Linked DNA regions of Homo sapiens: region 2 is linked to region 1. A link is an interaction called in ENCODE POLR2A ChIA-PET data of the cell type or tissue named here. Cell type or tissue: OCI-LY7. All regions are shown on one strand. Each heading gives the region's core, and the rest is flanking DNA. Links, peaks and the distances in the headings are about the cores only. Region 1 overlaps RC3H2 (ring finger and CCCH-type domains 2). Region 2 holds the start of RABGAP1 (RAB GTPase activating protein 1).

Region 1 (12,059 bases), core at 2,017-10,016:
GGTGGAACCCTGTCTGTACAAAAAATAGAAAAATTAGCCGGGTATGATGGCGTGTGCCTGTAGTCCCAGCTACTTAGGGGGCTGAGTCAGGAGAATTGCTTGAGCATGGATGTCGAGGCTGCAGTGAGCCAAGACTGCGCCACTGCACTCCAGCCTGGGTGACAGAGTGAGACCCTGTCTCAAACAAAACAAAACAGCAATAACAACAACAACAAAAACAAATTTATCTTTAATTATATCAAGATTTGTACATATAAAGACGGGTTGAGTCTCAGGATTCACCGAGCTCCAGAAATTGGCATCCTCAAGCCCCAATAGCTAATAAAAAAGGTAAGATAGTAACCTATCTTACCTGGCCCTAAAAACTGGCATCCTCGAGCCCTGACAGCGGCCCATAGATTGGCAGACAACTGCTGAGGGTTCTGGTGCTGTAATATCAGTTCTGTTACAGTTCTTTCTCCAAGGGAACGAGCTGCTCGCATGGCTCTTACACGACCTTCTTCCTCCACCAGTTGACAGTTTACAAGTGTCACCAGTTTCCTTTGCATTGGACGGCTCAGTGCACTCTGGTTCAAGCTAGCTACACCTTTAGGAAAAGGGAAACAAAGGGAGCTAAAGTTTTTTCAATAAAAAATAAAAGTCAATTTTCATTATCTGCATTTAACGATTAAGCCACAATTCCTAATGAGTCCCTTGTAATGTGCTTTCATTTTTCTAACAGTATTCTGTCTCTGTTTGTTATTATTCTATAGTAATAAGAAGCCTAATTTTTAGCTACTTTAGCAGTTTAACCTAAAAGTAAAAATGACTCTATTTTTTAATTGTATATAAGACATTTAGAATACTGCTTAATGGTAAGCTCTTAGATTCTACTCCTATGTACCTATGTAAGAATATTGCTCCAGCAATTCTCCCCTCTCCCACATTATCAAATTTTCCCTCTTTACTTGAACATTTCCATCATTACAGAATAAGAACAAGTATGCTGTTATTTCATCCATCTAAAATACAAATATTTTCATTGATCCTGCTTCCCCTACCAAATCTGCCCCATTTTTTTTTTTTTTTTTTTTTTTTGGAGACAGAGTCTCACTCTGTCGCCCAGGCTGGAGTGCAGTGGCACAATCTCAGCTCACTGCAACCTCTGCCTCCCAGATTCAAGCAATTCTCCTGCCTCAGCCTCCCGAGTAGCTGGGATTACAGGTGAGTGTCACCACACCTGGCTAATTTTTTTTGTATTTTTAGTAGAGATGGGGTTTTACCATGTTGGCCAGGGTGGTCTCAAATTCCTGACCCCAAATGATCTGCCCGCCTCGGCCTCTCAAAGTGCTGGAATTACAGGCGTGAGCCTCTGTGCCCAGCCTCTGTTCCATTTCTTTCTTCTCTTATGCAGCAAATTTTCTAGAGTTGTCTATACTCGCTATTTCCTAGTCTAGTGCCTTAACTACTTAGCCAATTGTAGATCACTACAATTGATCTGTTCACTACTTCCAATTCCTTGTTTCACAATCTCTGAAACCCACCCCAATCAAATTTTTCCCACATCACTTGACCAAACTTGCTAAATTGGTTAAATTAGTTAATTCTTAGTTCCTTATTTTATCTGACCTTCCAACAGCATTCAACACACATGATTACTCATTACTCCTTTAAAACACATTATTTGGCTTACTAATGTATCCCAGCACTAGAAGAATGCCTGACACTCTCAGTCCACGCTCTTTAGATAGCTGTTCAATAAATGAATGAATGAATACAGGGGATAAGTTTCTCAGTAAAATCACTATGGCCACATACACAACAGTGCAAAGCATTCAACAGGTACAAAATACTCAATATATTCAATCATTCAACAATTGTTTATTATACCTATGATGTGCTAAGTATGCAGTGATAAAATTTCAGTTTTGTCATAGACTTAAAATAATTTATTACACTTGTACATCTATCTCCCCCAGTAAACTGTGGGCTCCATGATGGCAGTGACCTTAATCACTGTTAAGTGCTCAATAAAATTTAATGAATGACTGAATGAATACATGCATACATGAAGCTGTCTTAATAGGACTTATCAAAACTAATATTCTGTTACAGCACTATTACACAGTGAATTCAAATAATGTACAAATTTCAAGATGCAGTGACTCTGGTAAATTTTTTTTTTTTTTTTGAGACAAGGTCTCACTCCCATTGCCCAGGTTGAGTGCAGTGGCACGATCACAGCTCACTGCAGCCTCAACTTCCTGGGCTCATGTGATTCTCCTACACCGGTCTCCTCAGTAGCTGGGACTACAGGCGTGTGTCACCATGCCCAGCTAATTTTTTGTATTTTTAGTAGAGATGGGCTTTCGCCTTGTTGCCCAGGCTGGTCTCAAACTCCTGGGCTCAAGAAATCTACCCACCTTAGCCTTATAAAGTGCTCAGATTACAGGCATGAAGCCACCACACCCAGCTTGAATTCTTTTTTTTTTGAGACAGTCTTGCTCTGTCGCCCCAGGCTGGAGTGCAGTGGCACCATCTCGGCTCACTGCAAGCTCTGCCTCCCGGGTTCACGCCATTCTCCTGCCTCAGCCTCCGGAATAGCTGGAACTACAGGTGCCTGCCAAGACGCCCGGCTAATTTTTTGTATTTTTAGTAGAGACGGGGTTTCACCGTGTTAGCCAGGATAGTCTCGATCTTCTGATCTTGTGATCCGCCCGCGCTGGCCTCCCAAAGTGCTGGGATTACAGGGGTGAGCCACCGCGCCCGGCTCTAGCTTGAATTCTTAATAACAATATTGGTTATTTTCAGAAAATAGGACAACATAATTTTCTCAGTCTATACATTTTTCAAGGCATTTCTCAAGCAAACTCCTTTTCCATAACTTAATAGGGTATCCACATCAAGTCATTCAAAGTAAATGTACTACCAAGTCCTACTTATCAGTAAAAATGCATTTTATGAACTTACCTTTACCTCCACTTAGTGGTTTTAAGTAGAGTGCCAAATCCTCAACGCATTTCTTTGCAACCTCATAGTGTTTATTCTCACCTAGATTACTTAACTTAATTGACTGATGATCTGGTACCTTAAAAAAAAAAAAAAAGGAATATTGCAGAAATACATTCATCCAGCTCATGCAACTATTATTTATGTACTTGATAATAATCTTGGTGAGTATAAAATTATCATGCATAGATAATACATGAAAGCCATTTAAGTAAAATTAAAGTCAAACACCTAGCCAAACTGCTTTCCACAAACCAAAAATAAGGCCGGGCATGGTGGCTCATGCCCGTAATCCCAGCACTTTGGGAGGCCAAGCCAGCAGATTAACTTAAGTTAGGAGTTTGAGACCAGCCTGGCCAACATGGTGAAACTCCATCTCTACTAAAAACTACAAAAATTAGCCAGGTGTGGTGGTGGATGCCTGTGATTCTAGCTACTCAGGAGGCTGAGGCAGGAGAATCTCTTGAACCCGGGAGGCTGAGGTTGCAGTGAGCTGAGATCGCACCAGTGCACTCCAGTCTGGGTGACAGAGTGAGACTCCATCTCAAAATAACAACAATAACAGCAACAGCAAAAAATAACATACTTAACAGCAGGAGCTGTGTGGATTAATGAAGGAAGAAAAGAAGCAGAAAGTTAACAGTATTGTATCGATGCTAATTTCTTGGTGTTGGATGTTAACATTAGGTTAAGCTGTGGAAAGTTATACAAGTTCTCTGAATAGTATTTTTTGCAACTTTTTTGTAAGTCTGAAAGAATTTCAAAATTAAAGAGTGGAGAAAAAAAGACACAGTTGTTTTTTTTTCCCCAAAGCACTTATCACCTTTTTACTATATTATTTACTTAAGATAAGCATTATTAAGACAGAGTGTTCTCATTCAAAGGTCAAAACTTGGGTAAAAATTGCAGCTCTGCTACTTCTATGAATGACCTTGAGTAAATTACTTAACTGCTCCAAGTCATAATTTCCATATCTGCAAAATGAAGATGAAAATCTGTATTTTGTAGTGCCGCTATAAAAGTTCAATACAGGCCAGGTGCGGTGGCTCACACTTGGAATCCCGCACTTTGGGAGGCCGAGGCAGGCGGATCACGAGGTCAGGAGATCGAGACCATCCTGGCTAACACGGTGAAACCCTGTATCTACTAAAAATACAAAAAATTAGCCGGGCGTGGTGGCGGGCACCTGTAGTCCCAGTTACTCCAGAGGCTGAGGCAGGAGAATGCCGTGAACCTGGGAGGCAGAGCTTGCAGTGAGCCGAGATCGCGCCACTGCACTCCAGCCTGGGCGACAGAGCAAGACTCCGTCTCAAAAAAAAAAAAAGTTCAATGCAATTCAACAAATAATTATATTTATGGAGTGCTTACCATGCACTGGACACAGTTATAGGTACCAGGGATATATCAATGAGCAAAACAGACAAAATGTTTTGCCTTTGTGGAGCTCACATTCTAGTGGAGAGGAGAAGAGGTAGCCAATCAATAAATTAAAAACATAATAAATTTGTAGTGTTCCAAGAGGTGAAATTATAGAGCAAAGATAAGGGGGACTGGAAATACTAGCGAGGGGTTACAAATTTAATTAGGGTGGTCAGGATTGGCTCCCTTGAGAACTGTGAGATATGAATGAATAAAGAACATGAAGAGAGAGGCTGGGCACGGTTGCTCACGCCTATAATCCCAGCACTTTGGGAGGCCAAGGTGGGCAGATCACTTGAGGTCAGGAGTTCGAGACCAGCCTGGCCAATATGGCGAGACCCCATCTCTACTAAAAATACAAAAATTATCTGGGCATGGTGGCACGCACCTGCAACCCCAGCTACTTGGGAGGCTGAGGCAGGAGAATCACTTGAACCTGGGAGGTGGAGGTTGCAGTGAGCCGAGATTGCGCCACTGCACTCCAGTCTGGGTGACAGTGAGAGATTCCATCTCAACAACAACAACAAAAAAGAAAATGGAGACAGACTGAACGTTCTAGGCAAAGGTAACAGTAACTACAAAAGCCATCACTTGGCAATATACTTGGTATATCTGAGAACTGGCTAAGAAGCCAGTGTAGCTTAAGCAGAATAAGAACAGTAGTAAAAGAGATAACAGAATTCACACTGTAAAGACCTGTAGGCAATTTAAGAACCAACTGAGATAACATTTACAAATGATATTAACACAATACCTGTTGACCTATAGCAGATGCTAAATAAATGGTAGCTAGGTTTTTTTTTTTTTTTTGAGACAGGGTCTCACTCCCATCACCCAGGCTGGAGTGCAGTGGCACGATCTTGGCTCTCTGCAGCCTCGACCTCCTGGGCTCAAGTGAACCTCCCATCTCACCATCTCAGCCTCCCAAGTAGGTGGGACTACAGTCACACACCACCATGCCTGACTAATTTTTTTATTTTTTGTAGAGATGGGGTTTCGCCATGTTGTCCAGGCTAGTCTCGAACTCCTGGCCTCAAGCAGCCTGCCCACTTCAGCCTCCCAAAGTGCTGAGATTACAGGTGTAAGCCACTGTGTCTGGTGGTAGCTAGTATTCTTACAAAAAGTCTATGATATTTTATCAAATCTAAAATGTTGTTTGCAAGAGGCAACATTTTATACTCCATTAACAAAAATATACTGGCAATTAAATTAAGATACACTATCAATTGTAGATGCACCTTGATTTCATAGTGTGTAACTTGATTATAAACACTGAAAAGAGATTTTGTGCTTTACAAGGAGGACTTCAAATATCAAGATACTAAAGGAATGAATGAAGTATTTTGGTTTATTGGATTTTCTATTAAATCAGAAAAATAATTCCTTTCTGGCTTTAATATGTAGCACATGATGTACAGAATTTCATCTCTTCCTAACTTGTAAAATGGGGATAATAACTACCTGAAAACCTATGGTAAGAATTAGTAATAATAAATGCTGAATACTTTCTGTCAAACCTAATGCAAAGTAGACCCTCATTAAATATGTTATTTCAAATCTAGAGTCTTGCTTTGATTCAATAAAATAATTACAAACATGAATTCTATAGCACATGTTCTTTTTTTTTTCCCCCCTAATGTTCAACTAAAGCATCACATAGCTCAGAGGTGTCTTTTGGCTTCCGTGGGCCATACTGGAAGAATTGTCTTGGGCCACACATAAGATACACTAACACTAACAATAGCTGATGAGTTAAAAAAAAAAAAAAAAAACTTTACGAATTTGTGTTGGGCTGCATTCAAAGCTGTCCTGGGCTGCATGTGGCCTGAAAGCCAGACAAGCTTGATACAACACATGTTCAGAAGAAATCATGGAGAATTTATTACTGACACATTGGTTTTTGGTTTTCCATATATACATCCCTACATAGACCTTATTGTTTCATTTACACTATTATATAAAAAGTCAAGTGAAGTAAAAAAAAGTAACAACAACAACAAAAAAACCTGTTTCTGGTCAAAGCTTTGATTACATTTCTTTTCATATCACCTGGTGAATAAATATATATGCTTATATAAAAATATTTCTTATCCACCAATATCACTTATATACATAAATTTTAGCCACAGAATTGAATATGTAACTATAATGTAATCTAAGGTTTTGTATAAGGATATGACATTATCTAAAGAAAATCTTTCGCAGAATACAATCATGAAAATCAGGTACATTGAAATTTATTTTTTACACCTTAATGATCACTAAACATACTATATACCTATTACTGAATAAAGTTCAATAACTATTTCATGTAACAAATTATTAGGTTGCTGCAAAAGTAATTGCAGTTTTTGCCATTAAAGCCACATAAGATGGCTGGGTGCAGTGGCTCACACCTGTAGTCCTAGCACCCTGGGAGGCTGAGGTGGGCGGATCACCTGACGTCAGGAGCTCCAGACCAGCCTGGCCAACATAGTGAAACCCCGTCTCTACTAAAAATACAAAAAAAATTAGCTGGGTATGGTGATGTGGGCCTATAGTCCCAGCTACTTGGGAGGCTGAAGCAGGAGAATCGCTTGAACCCAGGAGGTGGAGGTTGCAGTGAGCCCAGATCACGCCACTGCACACCAGCCTGGGTGACAGAGTGAGACTCTGTCTAAAAAAAAAAAAAAAAAAAAAAAAAAGGCCACATAAGATACACTAACACTAACGATAGCTGATGAGCTAAAAACATAAACATAAATCACAAAAAAAATCTCACAATGTTTTAAGGAAGTTTATGAATTTGTGTTGGGCCGCATTCAAAGATGTCCTGGGCCACATGTAGCCTGCAGGCTGGACAAGCCGTTAAAATAATGGCAAAAATAGTGATTATTTTTGCACCAACCTATAGTAAAATCTTGAATGCTTACCTGGGCTCCAACTAACTGGAGAAGTGCGAAGTTGACAGGAAGTACATCAATATCTGTGTTGATGGCAGTCTGGTCAAAAGGACAAGCTTTTCGATGAAGTTTATTCAAGCAGGTCTTGCAAACAGTGTGTGAACAACCTAAACTGATGGGTTTGTGCACATTCTCATCAAATTCATTATAGCAGATTGGACAGGACAGAAATTCTGTCCATTGAGCTGCCTGCACAGGCATTGTGGAAGCTGGATGCTCGGGTTAGCAGTCTAGCAGATCATTATTTTGCTGTGTAGTGTTTTGTAAGCTAGAAATGGACAAAAGTATGAATTAACCACATATTCATCATTCACCTTTGAAGAGTTAATTGCTTAAGTCAACTATTACAGCTTCAGACCTAAAATACTTCTAAATAATTTTATAACCTTTGGATGTCTTTTTTAAAAAACCTATTTGCTGAATTAATTACATTTCTGAAATTCTGCCTGGAAACAATACCTTAATAGTGTTCCTTTCAACTAAACTGTATTTATATTGGTTGCTCACATAATAAACATCAAAGCTTTTATGTATTTTTCTCAACGACCACATCAAACAAGCAAATTAACTTTCCATATTCCATTTTTAGGAACACAAATTACTTTGGACTGCTGGGCGGTTTTTTTGTTTTGTTGTTTAAAAAAGTGTTTCCCTTGGATAACCAGTACCCCAAAACATAATAAAGTATGGCCAGGAGTTAATGAACTTTGGAAACTACTGATCCAAACAATATTGTAGAGACTCAAGTGTGAAGAAAACAGCTTTGCCACCTGAAAGAGGAAATCTCTGACAAGACTTGGCTAGGAAGCAAAATGAGGCACTGAAAATCAACATATAAGAGAAGACTGTGATGACTGAGAGATGATTAAGAGAGCTGTTTGTTCATAAATGAAAGACTAATGCTGACCACAACATACAGTGCCAAAGTAAAACAAAAAAATTGTCTTAAATATCTTGTATTGTTCAATACAATACTTCTGATAAAACTACATTATTTAGCGATTGATATATATAACCAAAAACTGTAAAGTCCAATGAGGAAGACACAGAAGAATAAAACATTATTCTAAAAAGTTATATATGCATGATTAAAAACTGAAAAGGCACATAGAAAAAAACAGTGAGAGAATTTTTCTTATTTCTGAGATCAAAATGTTCCTGCTGGGCGTGGTGGCTCACACCTATAATCCCAGCACTTTGAGAGGCCGAGGTGGGAGGATCACCTGAGGTCAGGAGCTTGAGAACAGCCTGACCAACATGGATAAACCCTGTCTCTACTAAAAATACAAAATTAGCCAGACGTGGTGGCACATGCCTGTAATTCCAGCTACTAGGGAGGCTGAGGCAGGAGAATCACTTGAATGTGGAAGGCGGAGATTGCAGTGAGCCGAGATCACGTCATCGCACTCCAGCCTGGACAAAAAGAGCGAAACTTAATCTCAAAAAAAAAAAAAAAAGTTCCATAAGTTTAGTAAAGTAAAAGATTTAGTAGCAAAACGATACTAATTTGAACACACTAAACTTCCCAGAATTTCTTTATCTTCCAATTCAAGACTTAACATAAGTCTGACAAAAGCTCTCTGGTGAACAAGAAATCTAGGTATTTAGGGCAATCAAACAACTAATACTTTATTTCACAGGAATGTTTACCAACCCAAATATATTAGTTCCACAGAAATTAGATGTTTAAAAATGTAGTCACATTCAAAGAGAAAAAATATATAACAGAAAGTATTCTCAATTATGCCAACATACAAAAAAATTCTATTAGCCTTTATTGTGTTTTTTTTTTTTTTTTTTTTTTTTTTTTCAGAGACAGAGTCTCCCTCTGTCGCCCAGACTGGAGTGCAATGGTGTGATCTTGGCTCACTGCAACCTCTGCCTCCCAGGTTCAAGTGATTCTCCCGCCTTGGCCTCCCAAGTAACTGGGACGGCACCCACCATCATGCCTGGCTAATTTTTGTAGAGACAGGGTTTCTCCATGTTGGCCAGGCTGGTCTTGAACTCCTGACCTCAGGTGATCTGCCCACCTCAGCCTCCCAAAGTGCTGGGATTGCAGGCGTGAGCCACCGCGCCCGGCCCTGCGCTTTTATATTCACAAAAACAGAGATTAAAAAAAATCTTGGTAAAAATGAATTACAGGGCTTGCTATGTAAAAAGCACCCCTATACAAACTTTCTCAAACAGCTCTAATGCAAATTATCTAATATCGTTATCTTTAAAGTAACCAAATCTTCCAAGTTATAATTTTACAACTTTCATCCTCAAATTACCACATCTATTAATGCCATCAATCTAAAAACCAATTAGTTTCCTTCCAACTTTAGAGATAAGCACTGAGCAGATGAATATATCACTCCCTAAAACTACTGAACATTTTTAACATCCAGTTTTCTGGTTTGCAGAGTTATACAAGAAAAGGCCTTTGAGGAAGAATGAATTTCATCTTAAATCTACTGAAAGCCCTAATATAGTTAATAACTTGAACTGATTAAATATTTATGAAAACAGGACACTGCGTGTAGTTTTTCATAATGGCCACCTGTTTGGAAATGTTAATTCTGTGGGTTAGGGTATCACAGGCCACCTGGTAGTACAAAATAAGAGCAAATACCTTTTCCTTAGTTTTCCAAAGCCTTTCTGAAATGCTTTATATTAAAGCACATAAGTGTGGGGCTTGGGGTGGGGGAGTTTCAACCATACAGAAAAATGCTATCTTTCATATTGTCACCTACTACACAGTTTTAAACTGTTTCAAACTATACCAGAGCACACTTAATAGTTTTATGTTACAATAGTCCTTAGTATAGTTTTATGTTACAATAGTCCTTAGTGTGTTTCAGCATAGAAACATCAGAGGTTTTAACATAATTAATACTGAGAAGTTTAATTTCTACCACAAATTGAATTAATACCTTTAAGATATAAAGGTAAAACACTGCCAAAATTTTGGCAATAACTCTACCAAATTTTCTTCTCTGTGTCAGAGTCTAGCTTTCTGACAGTAAATTATCAACTAAACTTCCCTTATACGATCAGATGTAAGAAACGCTTTGATTTTCCAAATATGTTTTTCTTCAGTAATATTATCAGTAAATCCTAGATTCCTTAATTAAGATAAATCAATATAAAATTTTACCTAAAACATAGAAGAAACTTCATTCCTTCAAAACAGGCACTTTGTAAACATTTACCTAGAAAATATTTTTGTAACTACCAAAAATGGTAAATATCCTATAGTTTTTATAATTTAAAGAGCATATAAATGAACCATGGAGCACTAAGACTACATATTAATTTGCAAAACTTCTAGACCTATACTAATACATTTTATGCAACTTATTTGAGTCTATGTAAGTCTAAATTGCTATGAATATTTATAGTTACTACTGAAGTATTCTTCTCAAATAATCAAAACATTTCAAACTGAGATAAAATGGACTAAAAGGCCTACAACTCAAGATACCTAAAGTGATTCCTTAAGAAAAACATTCTAATTATTTGTATTAACTAATTTTAGTTACCAGTTACAAAAATTGAAAAAGGATAATAAGATAAAGCATAGGAGTGAGAAATGCTAAATTAAAGGTGGGACCATAAACAATTTTTCGCTCAAATAATTTTCCAGACTGTAAGTTCCTTGCTATGAGTGCTGACACATAAAACAGGAAGCACAATAGGCATCTCTTATATGATTCAAATTACAAACTGCTTTATTAAGAGCCAGCTAAATACTTTCATTTTCTCTTATTAGTCCACCATATTATGCAGCCAGTTCAGGTCTACGGCATCTGATTTTAAAATGCCAGAATAAAGTTTATGCTTCTTTAACTGTCATATATGTATACATCATTTTACAATTCTCTTAATAAAAATGTAAACCTTAGGGCTTAGTTCTTCTAATTAAAACCATTGTTTTCATTCTTGTTAACCTATGTGAGGAATATAAGCTACTGAAATGGACTGTCACAGTACTTCCCCGTTTAGAAAACTTAAAAATAATTAGTTTTGTTCTTAAAAAATGATATTTAAAGCATAAGCACAATTTGGATCTCTAGCTAAAAGACAAGTAAAAACCAAAACAGCAATGGAAACAACCTGTAAGCTAGAAACTCAGTACTGGAGAAAAAGGAATTGAATTGCAATTTAAAAGACTGCTATAATATGTGATTTTGCCGTTAACGTGTGAAGTATATATGACTCAAATTTTACTTCTTAAATACACTATGTGGTTGAACTGTTTTAAAATAAATATTAGATATAACTTCCAATGCATTCTTTTTTTTTTTTTTTTTTTTGAGATGGAGGAGTCTCACTCTGTTGCCTAGGCTGGAGTGCGGTGGTGCGATTTCGGCTCACTGCAACCTCCGCCTCCCGGTTTCATACGATTCTCCTGCCTCAGCCTCCTGAGTAGCTGGGATTACAAGTGCGCACCACCATGCCCGGTTAATTTTTGTATTTTTAGTAGAGACAGGGTTTCACCTGTGGGTCAGGCTGATCTCAAACTCCTGACCTCGTGATCTGCCCACCTTGGCCTCCCAAAGTCCTGGGATTACAGGCATGAGCCTCGGCGCCCAGTCTCAATGCATTCTAATAGGGCAATAATGAGATAACTACTTCTTTTTTTTTTTTTTTTTTGAGACGGAGTTTCGCTCTTGTTGCCCAGGCTGTAGTGCAATGGCGCGATCTCGGCTCACTGCAACCTCCGTC
Region 2 (12,059 bases), core at 591-8,590, 50 kb after region 1:
GGCGGTTTGGGAGGCCCAGGCGGCGGAGCCTCCGGGACGGCGAGCGGCGGGCGGCGGAGGAGGAGACGGCAGGTCGGGTAGGGCCGTGTTTCCCCTCCTCCTCCTCCCACCCTCCTACCTACCAACCCCAGGGGTATTTTCCGACGGCCCCTGCGGGGAGCCAAGCTGTCTTCTCATCCCGCGGGGTCGGGCCAGTGGAGCTGCTCTCAGCTCCCTCGACGGGCCGAGTTCTGAGGGGAGCCGTGATTGGGGGGAGGGGGAACTGCGACGGAGGGGAGAGGGCGCATGCGCAGGCTGGGCCGCTCTGGGAGCCCCTGCCCAAACCGGTTCCCCCTGTCTGTGTGGGTGCCGGTCTTCTGAGTCTTGCGTTTTTGGCCCTCCCTCTGGTCCCCCAGCAAAGCCGGTTTGTGTCTTGACTTTAATGTTTTATGCTTGGTCCTATTTGGGAATCCAGCCGCTCCCCCCCGCCTCAGTTTCTCCCCATTGCTCACTAGGCCTGTATCTGTGACTTAAGCTAGCCTGGGCCTCAGGCTGTCCTGGGCTGCGCCTAAATTTCAAAGACTTGCTAGTTTTCACTGTCGCTTTGCCATCTCAGGTTGGTCTTTCAGTCTCATTTCCCCGTCTGCAATTAAAGCGTTCTTGGCATCCCAGTCTTCTCATCTCCTTGAAGCAGCTACCCCAGTACCTCATCGCTGTGTCTTTTGATTATCCGCACCCTTAGGGTTTTACGTGTTGAGCCAAAGGATAACCTCAAGACTTCCAGGAGTTCGCTGTCCATTGCCTGGTAGTACTTTGGTCTCTGCTCTTCTGCATCCAGACTGTTTATCATCTGCTCCTGCGTTTCACGCATCTGCATACCTTTGGTTACTCGAGAATTCTTTTTTGGAAACAAATGTCCTAGGAGACCGTGTTAAGTGATCATGCTGCTAGTGTTCCCGCTACTAGTGCTCCGTTAGTTTTAAATCATGTTCCAACTTGAATTTGAGGTCTTTTGACTTTCGTTGGCTTTTTGTCAGGGAAAAAAACCTGTTAGGGACAGGGTTTCACAATTCCTTTTATATTTCCATTCACATGTATTTACAAACGTGTGCCTGGAGTAGTAAGTACACAATAAGTGAGTTTCCAGCTGTTTTTGTTTCGGAAACAAAAAACAAAACAAAACAAAACAAAAAAACAACGGAAGGTGAATGGAATTGTGTTTGTAACATTAAACTGATGTTTGAAAAGTAGTTGGGAAAAAAAGCTTAGGTACTAAGGAGGGTTCATCCAACTTTTTTTTAAACGAAGGACGTGTTGCCTTAGTTCAAGTTTGTATAAGGTGCTATTTAATATGTATTGAAGACTTAACTAGAGCTTACTTATGAAAACTGAAAATAGGGGCCGGGTGCGTTCACGCCTGTGATCCAGCATTTTAGGAGGTTGAGGCGGGTGGATCACAAGGTCAGGAGTTCGAGACCAGCCTGTCCAATATGGTGAAACCAGGTCTCTACTGAAAATACAAAAATTAGACGGGCGTAGTGGCAGGCGCCTGTAGTCCCAGCTAATCGGGAGGCTGAGGCAACAGAATCGCTTGAACCCGGGAGGCAGAGGTTGCAGTGGGCCGATATTGTGCCATTGCACTCCAGTCTGAGCAACAGAGCGAGACTCCGTCTCAAAAAAAAAAAAAAAAAAACACAAAAAAACAAAATAGGGAAGAGAAGTCTTTATAAATCTTCCTGTGTAGAGTTCACTTTGTATTAATAAAATTTCAATCCATGATTGATTTTTATGTATTGGTAACATTTAAAATTCATATGTAATTTTAATTCAAGATATTAACTCAGATTCATAATTAAAGTTGAAATATTTGTGGCGTGAGGTGATTCATGCTTGTAATCCCAACACTTTGGGAGTCTGAGGTGGGAGGACTACTTGAGTTGAGAAGTTCAAGACTGCAGTAAGCTATGATGGGTGCCACTGCACTCTAGCCTGGGTAACACAGCCAGTTCCCATCAAAAAATAAAAAATAAAAAAACAACAAAAAATCTGAGATATAGTCATGTTGTGGTGCACTTTCTTTTTTTTTTTTTTTTTTTTTTTTTTTTTGAGACTGAGTTGTGCTCTTGTTGCCCAGGCTGGAGTGATCTTGGCTCACTGCAACCTCCGCCTCCTGGGTTCAAGGAACTGATTCTCCTGACTCAGCTTGGGATTACAGGCGTGTGCCACCACGCCTAGCTAATTTTTTGTATTTTTACTAGAGACGGGGTTTCATCATGTTGGCCAGGCTGGTCTTGAACTCCTGACCTCAGGTGATCCACCTGCCTCAGCCTCCCAAAGTGCAGGGATTACAGGCGTGAGCCACTGCGCCCGGCCACACTTTCTTTTAATTGAGTGTTATGATTCAGTTTACAGTTAACGCATTGACATTAATAGGTATATATTTGTTTGGAAAGTTAACCTATCAGCTATGTGCATTTTGGCATTTTTGGCATAGTATTTTGTTTGCAGTTTATAAGAGTTGTAGTAATGTAGTGGGAACAGAGACACCTGTTTCCTACCTTTTCTGCTGCATATTGAGAGAACTGTATTATGCACTTTATCTACATGAGGGGCATGGTTTTCCACACAATTTATTAACTGAACTTTGTAGCCCAGCTTCTTTTAAAGAAGTCTGTTGGCTGGGCGCGGTGGCTCACGCCTGTAATCCCAGCACTTTGGGAGGCCAAGGCAGGCGGATAACAAGGTCAGGAGATCGAGACCATCCTGGCTAACACTGTGAAACCCCGTCTCTACTAAAAATACAAAAAATTAGCCAGGCGTGGTGGCAGGTGCCTGTAGTCCCAGCTACTCGGGAGGCTGAGGCAGGAGAATGGCGTGAACCCGGGAGGCGGAGCTTGCAGTGAGCCAAGATCGCACCACTGCACTCCAGCCTGGGCGACAGAGTGAGACTCCGTCTCAAAAAAAAAAGAAGTTTTTGTTTTTTATTCAGTATATTTCCAGCTAAAGGAAAGCCTCCTTTGGAGGTCTCATTATTTCCCAGTAGTTTTAACAAGGAATTTTTGAATACAGTTTTCAGAAAATAGTTTAAATTGGTGCTACAGGTGAGTATCTTTGTAAAAACACTGGTTTGCTAAGGTTCTGACATAGGCTGCCCATAATGTTATCTTTGTAATTTCAATATAATCAGGTATCAGTAGACTTCTCAAGCATGTGGAATAAATGAATACAACACACTTTTTTTTTTTTTTAAAAGAGATAGGGTTTTGTTCTCTTTCCCAGGCTGGAGTGCAGTAGTGCTGTCGTAGCTCACCTCAACCTTGAACTTCTGGGCACCAGTGATCCTCCTGCTTCAGCCTCCCAAGTAGCTAGGACTGCAGGCACATGCGACCACACCCAGTGAATTTTGCTATTGTTTGTAGAGACTGGGTTTCACTGTGTGGCCCAAGCTGTTATCAAACACCTGGCCTCAAGCAATCCTCCCACTCTGGCCTCCCAACGTGACAACACTCTTAAATAATCTTTGTTTGTTTCTTTTTTTTTTCTTCTTTTGAAACGGAGTCTCACTCTGTCGCCCAGGCTGGAGTGTGGCGGCACGATATCAGCTCACTGCATCCTCCCAGGCTGGAGTGCAGTGGCGTGATCTCGGCTCACTGCAACCTCCGCCTTCCGGGTTTAAGAGGTTCTCCTGCCTCAGCTTCCCGAGTAGCTGGGACTACAGGCGCGCACCACCACACCCAGATAATTTTTTTTTTTTTATTTTTAGTAGAGACGGGTTTTCACTATGTTGGCCAGGCTGGTCTCGAACTCCTGACCTCAGGTAATCCACCTGCCTCGGCCTCCCAAAATGATAGGATTACAAGAGAAAGCCACCGCGCCCGGCCTAAATAATCTTTCTTAGCAAGACTATACTTCAGGGATCGTTCCTATAGTTTGTTAAATAATGTTTCTTGGAGATAGAACTCAAATATTTAAGAAGTGCTCATTTAAGGTACGTAAAGCAGAATTTGGCATGACATTTTGGTGCTTTGTATGTAGTTACCTTGTTTTACTGAGTTTACATAGTTAGATCCCACTGAAAAAAAATTCAAGGCTCAGGACTTAATGCCCGTGAGTATGCCTGGAAAAACACCATGTATACATCATAGCTGTTGCTTTTTTTTTTTTTTTTAGCATAAACTGGTTACCTAGTCATCCCAACCACCCTCACCCCTCTGTTTTGTGTTGATCCTGAGATCATTATTCTTTAGAAACTTTGTAACAATATTGGATAGACGTTTAAGCTTACATTGTAACCATTCACGTTGACCCTAACAGCCTTGTTTCTCTTCATGTGCAGACTGACCAAATATGGAAGTGTGCAAGTCTTGAACACATTAGTTTATACAATGTGGCCTGAAAGTTTCCCTCCTCTTTCCAAATCAACCATAATATTCTGAGGTACTCAGTGAGAATTTTTTGAAGATTGTTTTCTATCAGACTTTTCCCCCTAAATCCCTTTTTCTGATCACTATACAGTGAAATAAAGCCCTAAACCTACTTTTAAGCTCCTGCCTGACATTAAATAGTATGTATGTATTATCTTGGTTGTAAAGTATGAGAAATATATCTTCTTAATTGTGTACCTCTCCAAGAATTAATGCATAGTTGTTATGTATTTCCTGTTAAGGTTGCATCAGCATTTGTGTTATAAACTACTACTCCTTGGGTTCTGTAAGTCTTTGTGGAAATAAATTTTTCTCTGTACCTAAATCTGGCATTTCTGAAGGTACATTAGCAAGTGAGTTTCTGTGGTAACTTTAACATAATGTTACTAAGTCAAACTTTAACAACAATTTGACTGTTTTAAAACTTTCTCCCTTTTTCCCTTATTTATGCATTTTGGTAACTAACCAACAACCTATGGTTTATAATTTTGTTTTCCATTTTCTGAGGATGATCTTTTATCAGTTAAGGAAATGATATGCAGAATCCTTTGGGAATATATTTTATTTTTTAAGACTACTAAAGTGCAGTAGTGAGAACGGGGAAAAGAGTAGAACAAGGAGTTTGTTCTGTAACTGACTGAACAATCGAGATAACTCACTGTCTTTGGACCAGCTTTGGGAGTATATTTTAACTATCATGAAGGATAATACGAGATAGCATACTGGAAGGCACAGAAAACACGTATCTTCTGCCAAACATTCATGGTTTGCCTACATGCATTCCCCTGAAAATCAAACAGGTCATAGAAAAGACAAATTATATTTCTGCATTTATCTTAGACTTTGATCATCTGTTGAATGATTTGCCTGCTGAGTTTTAAATTCATGTAGATTAAAGAGAAGTGAATAATACATTTTAGATCTGAATGTAAACAGATGCATATTCTAAGTGGAATAGATTCATTTTCTTTATTGTAGATGAGAAGGAACTATATTGACTAATTTCCTAAAAAGAGGAAAAGTCTTTGACTAACCCTGCGTTGCTTAAAAATACTCATATTTTTACATTTATTAAATGCTAATGTAAATTATACTGTAGAAATCTGAACAGTTTTTAAAATCTGTACTAGCAAGTCAGGAATATAATCTGACCTTGTGAATGAGTAGTACATTAACATTAAGCTGACTTTCCCTGTGTTCCCAGGGATAGCTTCTATTGTGGACGTGGAATCCAAATAACAATTTAAATATTTAGTTTCACAGATATTGTGTTGAAATGGCATTAAGCCAGCATATGTAGAGTTCTGGAAAAAATTAAAGTGTGTTTCCTGAAATATCCATGGGAACATGAGAAAACCATTGGCAAGATTTTTTTCAGGTGTCAGCATTATCACACTCATAATTAACAGAGTTAAATGAACTCTGTTTTATGCACATTTCATCCCTACTTGTTACCTCTTGTACCTTTCATTAGAAGTATGAAGTATCAAGATATAGTGGGGAGAGTATGAACTTTGGGGTGAGAAAGACATGGATATCCCAAGTCTCTGAGAAGGAGTGATTAAGTAGCTTATCCTCAGAAACTCCATTTTTAAACATGGAGCTACTTACATCTACCTCATGGAACTGTAATGGAAAACACCTGATATCCCCCCTAAAGACCCTATAAAGTTATAATTATTTTGAAACTTACTTTTATTGAAGGATAAATGTGGCATACATACATTGAAATATTATTCAGCCTTAGGGAAATTGTGACACATGCTACAATATGAATAAACCTTGAAGACTTATACTAAATGAAATAAACCAGTTATGAAATGATAAATATTGTGTAATTCCACTGCTTATATGATACACCTAGAGTAGTCAATTTCTTAGAGATGGAAAGTAGAATAGTGGTTTTTGGAGGAGGAAGAGAATAGGGAATTAGTGTTAATGGGCACAGAGTTAAGAAAGGAAATGTTCCAAGGATAGATGATGGTGATGGTTGCATGACAATGTAAATGTATTTAATGACACAAAATTGTACACTTCCGTGGCTAAGATGGTAATGTTTGTGTTATTACTTAATCACAATGCAAAAAGATTACAACTTATAAAAAAGATGTTTTAAAGTTTTATTTTGTTTTACAATTTCCTGTATTTGTTTAATTCCGATATCTTTTTTAGTTAATGTAGAATTGAACTAAAAGTGATTTAATAGTTTAAAGAAGTAAATTGTCACAGTTACGGTAGGCTCAAATTTGCCTAAGCGTGAGTTTTAGATAAGCTAGTTTTTCTTGCCTTTAAGTGCAGGTAGGCCCAAGATGATTGTTTTGATTCTTTTGGTTTTGGTTTTGGTTTTTTAACGTAACCTGAAATTAATCAGAAAGCTTAAATTATTATGATTCTCTTAGCTCACTAAAATAATTCAAAGAAATAGTCTCAAAATTCAGAGTCAGAATGAAAACAAAGACATCTATTGTTTAGCAGTTAGTAGTGGTGGAAAGGAATTTATTTTTATAAAGAAGGGATGGTGTTCCATTGAGTTTTGTTTGATTTGTCCCACCCTTTCCAGGGATAGGCTGTGTGAAATTCATGTGAAAACCAGTGCAGTGAAACAAAGTTCAGAGCCAGGAAAACACACACACACACACACACACACACACACACACACACACAAACTGAAACTAATGCAATGTGATTTTTTATAGCTTCTTTGTACCCTGCTTGTTTAATTTTAAAGAGCTACAAACCCACAGGAATTATCCTGCTACAGCATCTTTCAGACTTGATTCTTTTGTTGCATCCTGTCTTGTTCTTTTTCTAAACAGAGAGTAAACTCACCAGATTTGTGTTTTAGAAGGGTACAACTGGGAGCAGCATAGAGGATGGATTGGAATTGGGAGAGGATGGAGATAGGGACATCGAGAGGGAGAGAGATGCAATCCAGAAAAGAACAGAGACACCTAGATACTTGGGTTTGGATCAAGTTCCACAATTTTCTCTCTGAACTTAAGCGAGTTACTCAGCCTGCCCAAGCCTTAGTTTGTCTGTCATATGAACTTAATACCCATCTGGCAAGGTGTGAAGATTAGTAATAATGCAAGTAAAACTTGTTCGTACCATGTTGGGCATATAATTGACACTCAAGAAGTAATAAGTATTGTTTTCTCTTTTGATTTAGCAAGATGATTTAGTCATCTTGCTTAAGATTCCCTAAAGCTGTACCCATTTTTTCACTGGTTGAGCAACAAAAATGATGGGGATTGGGAGGGAAGTGGTTAGTGTTTGGTCCAAAGGGAACCCAAGGTATATTTTTTGTGACTGTGTTAACTGTTTTTTGATCATGACAGTTGGGGATTTGATGAAGAGTTTAGTCTTCATCCATGTCCACATCCCCAGTACATGCATGTAGAGTAGCATGTTTGTCATTTGTTTTCCTCATATTACTTAGACCCTACTAGTTAAACAGCCATGAAGTATATTCAACCAACCAAATTTATTGAACACTGCCCGTAAGTAAGGAAATGAAATTACTACGAGTAAAACATAAGACCCCTGTCCACAAGTAGTTTGGGGGACTCTTTGTGCCCGTTATACTCCCAGCATTTGACATGGTGGTTTATACTCAGTAATTGCTTCTGGAATGAATGGATTGATCAATATAGCGGAGTAGAAAAGAAGCGTTGGGCTAGGTGCGGTGGCTCACGCTTGTAATCCCAGCACTTGGGGAGGCTGAGGCAGGTGGATCATTTGAGGTCAGGAGTTTGAGACCAGCTTGGTCAACATGGTGAAACTTCATCTCTACTAAAAATACAAAAATTACGGCTGGCTGCGGTGGCTCACACCTGTAATCCCAGCACTTTGGGAGGCCTAGGTGGGTGGATTACCCGAGGTCAGGAGTTTGAGACCAGCCTGGCCAACATGGCGAAACCCCGTCTGTGCTAAAAATATAAAAATTAGCCAGGCGTGGTGGCGGGCACCTGTAATTCCCAGCTACTTGGGAGCCTGAGGCAGGAAAATCGCTTGAACCTGGGAGGCGGAGGTTACAGTGAGCTGAGATCATGCCATTGCACTCCAACCTGGGCAACAAGAGTGAAACTCCATCTCAAAAACAACAATAACAAAACAAAAACAAAAATTAGCTGGGCGTGGTGGTGCATGCCTGTAATCCCAGCTATTCAGGAGGCTGAGGCAGGAGAATCGCTTGAACTCTGGAGGCAGAGGTTGCAGTGAGCCAAGATCATACCACTGCATCCAGCCTGGGTGACAAAGCAAGACTCTGTCTCAAAAAAAAAAAAAAAAAAGGAAAAAAAAAAAGTGTTGATATTATTTTACTGTGTGGTAAATGCTATAATTCTGTGATGAACTAAAAAACAAAAAGCCTGAGGAGCCCTAGAAGACAATAACACTGCAGAAGGGAAAGGGGGAGGTTGAATACTTGATTGTATCCACTAGGTTGCTGTTGGTGGAGAAAGGCTGATTGCGGAAACAAAAACACATTCCCAGCTGAGCAAGCAGCATATGAAAAGGCTTGAAAGCATTAAAATGCATGACATATTTGTGTATATAGTATGGTGTGACAGAAGAAGATAAGACTAGAATGGAAATTGGCTCCAGATTTTGAAGAACTAAATAATACAAGGATTTTGGATTTTATTGTATTTTCAGTCAGGAGCAATAAATAGTTTTGAGGAAAGGGGAGGTATGGGATATATGATCAGATCTAAGTTTTAGAAATTAACTTTGGGGGCTAAATAATCAATGACTAGGAAGAGTCTAGAATGAAACACTTGTTATAGCCAGGTTGAAAGAGAATAAAATACAAGTCAATGACATGAGGGATAGTGAAGAAGGAATATATTTGGGATATGTTTTAGAACTAAAATCCATTATTCCAAGGGAGGGTGAGAAAAGGAGGAGTCAAGATTTGTTTTGGTTTGGTGTCTTTTTTTTCTTTTTCTTTTTCTTTCTTTTTTTTTTTTTTTTTTTTTTGATGTTGTTTTGAATCTGTGGCTGTTAACCAGGATAGAGAATCTAGAAAGAAGAATCTGCTGACGCGTGGGGATTAAATGGTTTAGTTTTGCAAGGAATTGGTTTTGAGATGACCATAGGACGCATATAGTAGAGCCCTGCTGTGTATTCTCATAACACCCTTTACACACCTCTGTTATAACAAGCACTATATTATAATTACCTGTTTACTGGTCTGTTTTCTCTACCACTGTAAGCCTGTCAAAGGTAAGGAGTGTCTTTTATTCCTCACCATAATTCTATACCTGGTGTCTGGCACATATCAGACTCTTTGATACTGAATAGAAGAAAAAGAAAATATAACACAAATACCCATGTGGAATTCAAGAGAAAAGACAGTGCTAGTGTTATCAGCATACAATAGAAAGCTGTAACCATGTTAGCTAATGAGATAGCCAGTGAAAAGAAGGACGATGATGTGATTTTAAAAATAGAAGAAAAGGAACCTAAATCAGAACTAAGAAAAGATAGTGGTAGGAAATGGATGCAAAAGGATAAGAGTTTCAGAATAAGAAAATGGCCAGCATTTTCATTTACTTCAGCAGGTGGAAGTAAGAAATAATTCTTTGGGTTGTGAAATTTTGTAGTATTGATGGTTTTTAAGGGGTTCAGTGAAAGTGAGAAGTAACGGGGTGGTATTTTTGAGAGGGACTGTTTAGAACAGTGGGGAGTTCCATTGAAGTGGTAGAGGTGGAGGCATTAATACTACTCTTTCAAGAAGAAAATCTCAAGAAAACCAAAGAAATAAAGGTTAACCAAGCTTTGGATGAGGCACTAGCACATTTTGTCTCAAGCATGTCAGGTTCAATTATTAGTATCACCCACACCTCTTATTAAGCTAGGTAGGTCACTTACTGGGAGGTGGTTTTGCCTCTGCTAATTGCACATTAGCAAATCCATGCCACTGCATGTCACTGTTACTTCTCAGATGTTAGTTAACTAGAAACAATACAAATATCTGATAGTACTCTGTCTCAAAAAAAAAAAAAGTTGAAGTTTTTAAAAAAGTAAACACTGATTGTTCAAGAACCGACTGCCTTTGAAGGACTCTTAAAAGAGGTTTTATCATGGCCAGTTCTTTCCATTTCACTCTGTTAACTACAGTGCTTAAGAGGAGATTGAGAATGAATGTGAATTTTTTTTTTTTTTTGAGATGGGGTCTCACTCTGTCACTTAGGCTGGAGCGCAGTGTCTCCATCATAGTTCACTGCAGCCTAGAACCCCTGGACTCAAGCAGTCCTCTGGCTCAGCCTCCCAAGTAGCTGGCACTACAGGCACACACCACCACACTTGACTAATTTTTAAATATCTTATTTTAGAGATGGGATGTAACTATATTGCCCAGGCTGGTCTTGAAATCTTGGCCTCAAGCGACCCTCCCACCTCAGCCTCTCAAGTTTTTGGGATAATAGGCATGAGCCACTGCTCCTGGCTAATTGTGAATCTTTATTTAGCAATATGGAGATGCATTTTATGCTGGGGTACATAATTGAGCATAGAATTGGCACTTACGGCACAGAGCAGTGACTGTAGGCAAAAAGTTCATGGAGTTTTGGTATACGGGACTAATTTGCAATAAAAATCTGTAGTGATCTTTAATGTCTCTGTAAGAATAAAAGTAGTGAAAGAGTAGCTATAATGAAAATAAAGCATAATTGAACTTTTAGGTGTGATGGAAGAGGCTGTATAAGTGAACATAATTGTCTGTCACCTCAAGTGACTTGACTTTTTTAAAAGAGAGGTAAGGCTGGGTACGGCAGTTTATGCCTGTAATCCCAGCACTTTGGGTGGCTGAGAATTTTTTTTTAAATTTTTTATTTTTTTTATTTTTATTTTTTGAGACAGAGTCTCGCTCTGTCGCCCAGGCTGGAGTGCAGTGGTGCGATATTGGCTCACTGCAAGCTCCGCCTCCTGGGTTCATGCCATTCTTCTGCCTCAGCCTCCCGAGTAGCTGGGACTACAGGCGCCTGCCCCCATGCCTGGCTAATTTTTTTTTCTTTTTTGTATTTTGAGTAGAGACGGGGTTTCACCGTGTTAGCCAGGATGGTCTTGATCTCCTGATCTCGTGATCTGCCCGCCTCGGCCTCCCAAAGTGCTGGGATTACAGATGTGAGTCACTGTGCCTGGCTGATAAATTTTTTTAAAAAATTACCTGGGCATGGTGGCACACACTTGTGGTCCTAGCTACTCAGGAGGTGGAGGTAGGAGGATCACCTGAGCCCGGGAGTTTGAGGCTGCAGTGAGCTAGGATCACACTACCACATTCCAGCCTGGGCGACAGAGCAAGACCCTGTCTCAAAAGTAAAAGCATCCTTGAACTTGCATCCACCAACCTGCCCTGTTGGTAATTGGACTTGTTATAAGGATCTAGGCTCATCACTTCTATAAAAGGAGGAGACAAACTGTGAGTGCTTACCTACCAAATACCAGGCTATTCATATGTATCTTATTTCAAATGGATAATAATCCTTATTCTATCTGTTTTACAGAATTGTTAGGATGATAAAATGAGATACAAATGTGTACATTTTATTCCTTTCTGTGATACATAAAGGATATTTATTCAAAGTACTATTTTGCTTTTATTTAGATATTAACAACTTAGAATGTGAAATTAGGAAATTAATTTATTTATTT

Evidence for each region. ChIA-PET counts read pairs that join two places held together with the same protein. Peaks named below come from ENCODE experiments on the same cell type or tissue, not always from the same donor. Only the 100,000 strongest peaks of a DNase experiment are listed, where the experiment ranks them.
Region 2: POLR2A ChIA-PET joins it to region 1 with 10 read pairs; 31 of 35 experiments call an interaction of 5 or more read pairs at or near these places.

What each region holds. Positions count from the first base shown.
Region 1 is chr9:122,889,960-122,902,018 of GRCh38, forward strand. It overlaps RC3H2 (ring finger and CCCH-type domains 2), which reads right to left. Exons shown (of 21, transcript NM_001100588.3): 2 at 7,320-7,617; 3 at 2,950-3,067; 4 at 353-586. The coding sequence starts at 7,550. Among named protein-coding and RNA genes, the nearest start is that of RC3H2, 9.4 kb to the right of the region's middle. In OCI-LY7, for the core only: a CTCF peak has its summit at 9,415; no DNase peak of the experiment used is centred there; H3K4me3 peaks cover 1,122 bases; H3K27ac peaks cover 2,025 bases.
Region 2 is chr9:122,941,017-122,953,075 of GRCh38, forward strand. It overlaps RABGAP1 (RAB GTPase activating protein 1), which reads left to right and starts at 4. Exons shown (of 26, transcript NM_012197.4): 1 at 4-77. It overlaps LOC105379839 (a long non-coding RNA gene), which reads right to left and starts at 232. Exons shown (of 2, transcript XR_001746924.3): 1 at 123-232. It also overlaps the pseudogene RNY1P15. RefSeq lists an enhancer at 1-527 and a silencer at 1-273. In OCI-LY7, for the core only: no CTCF peak of the experiment used is centred there; no DNase peak of the experiment used is centred there; H3K4me3 peaks cover 976 bases; H3K27ac peaks cover 803 bases.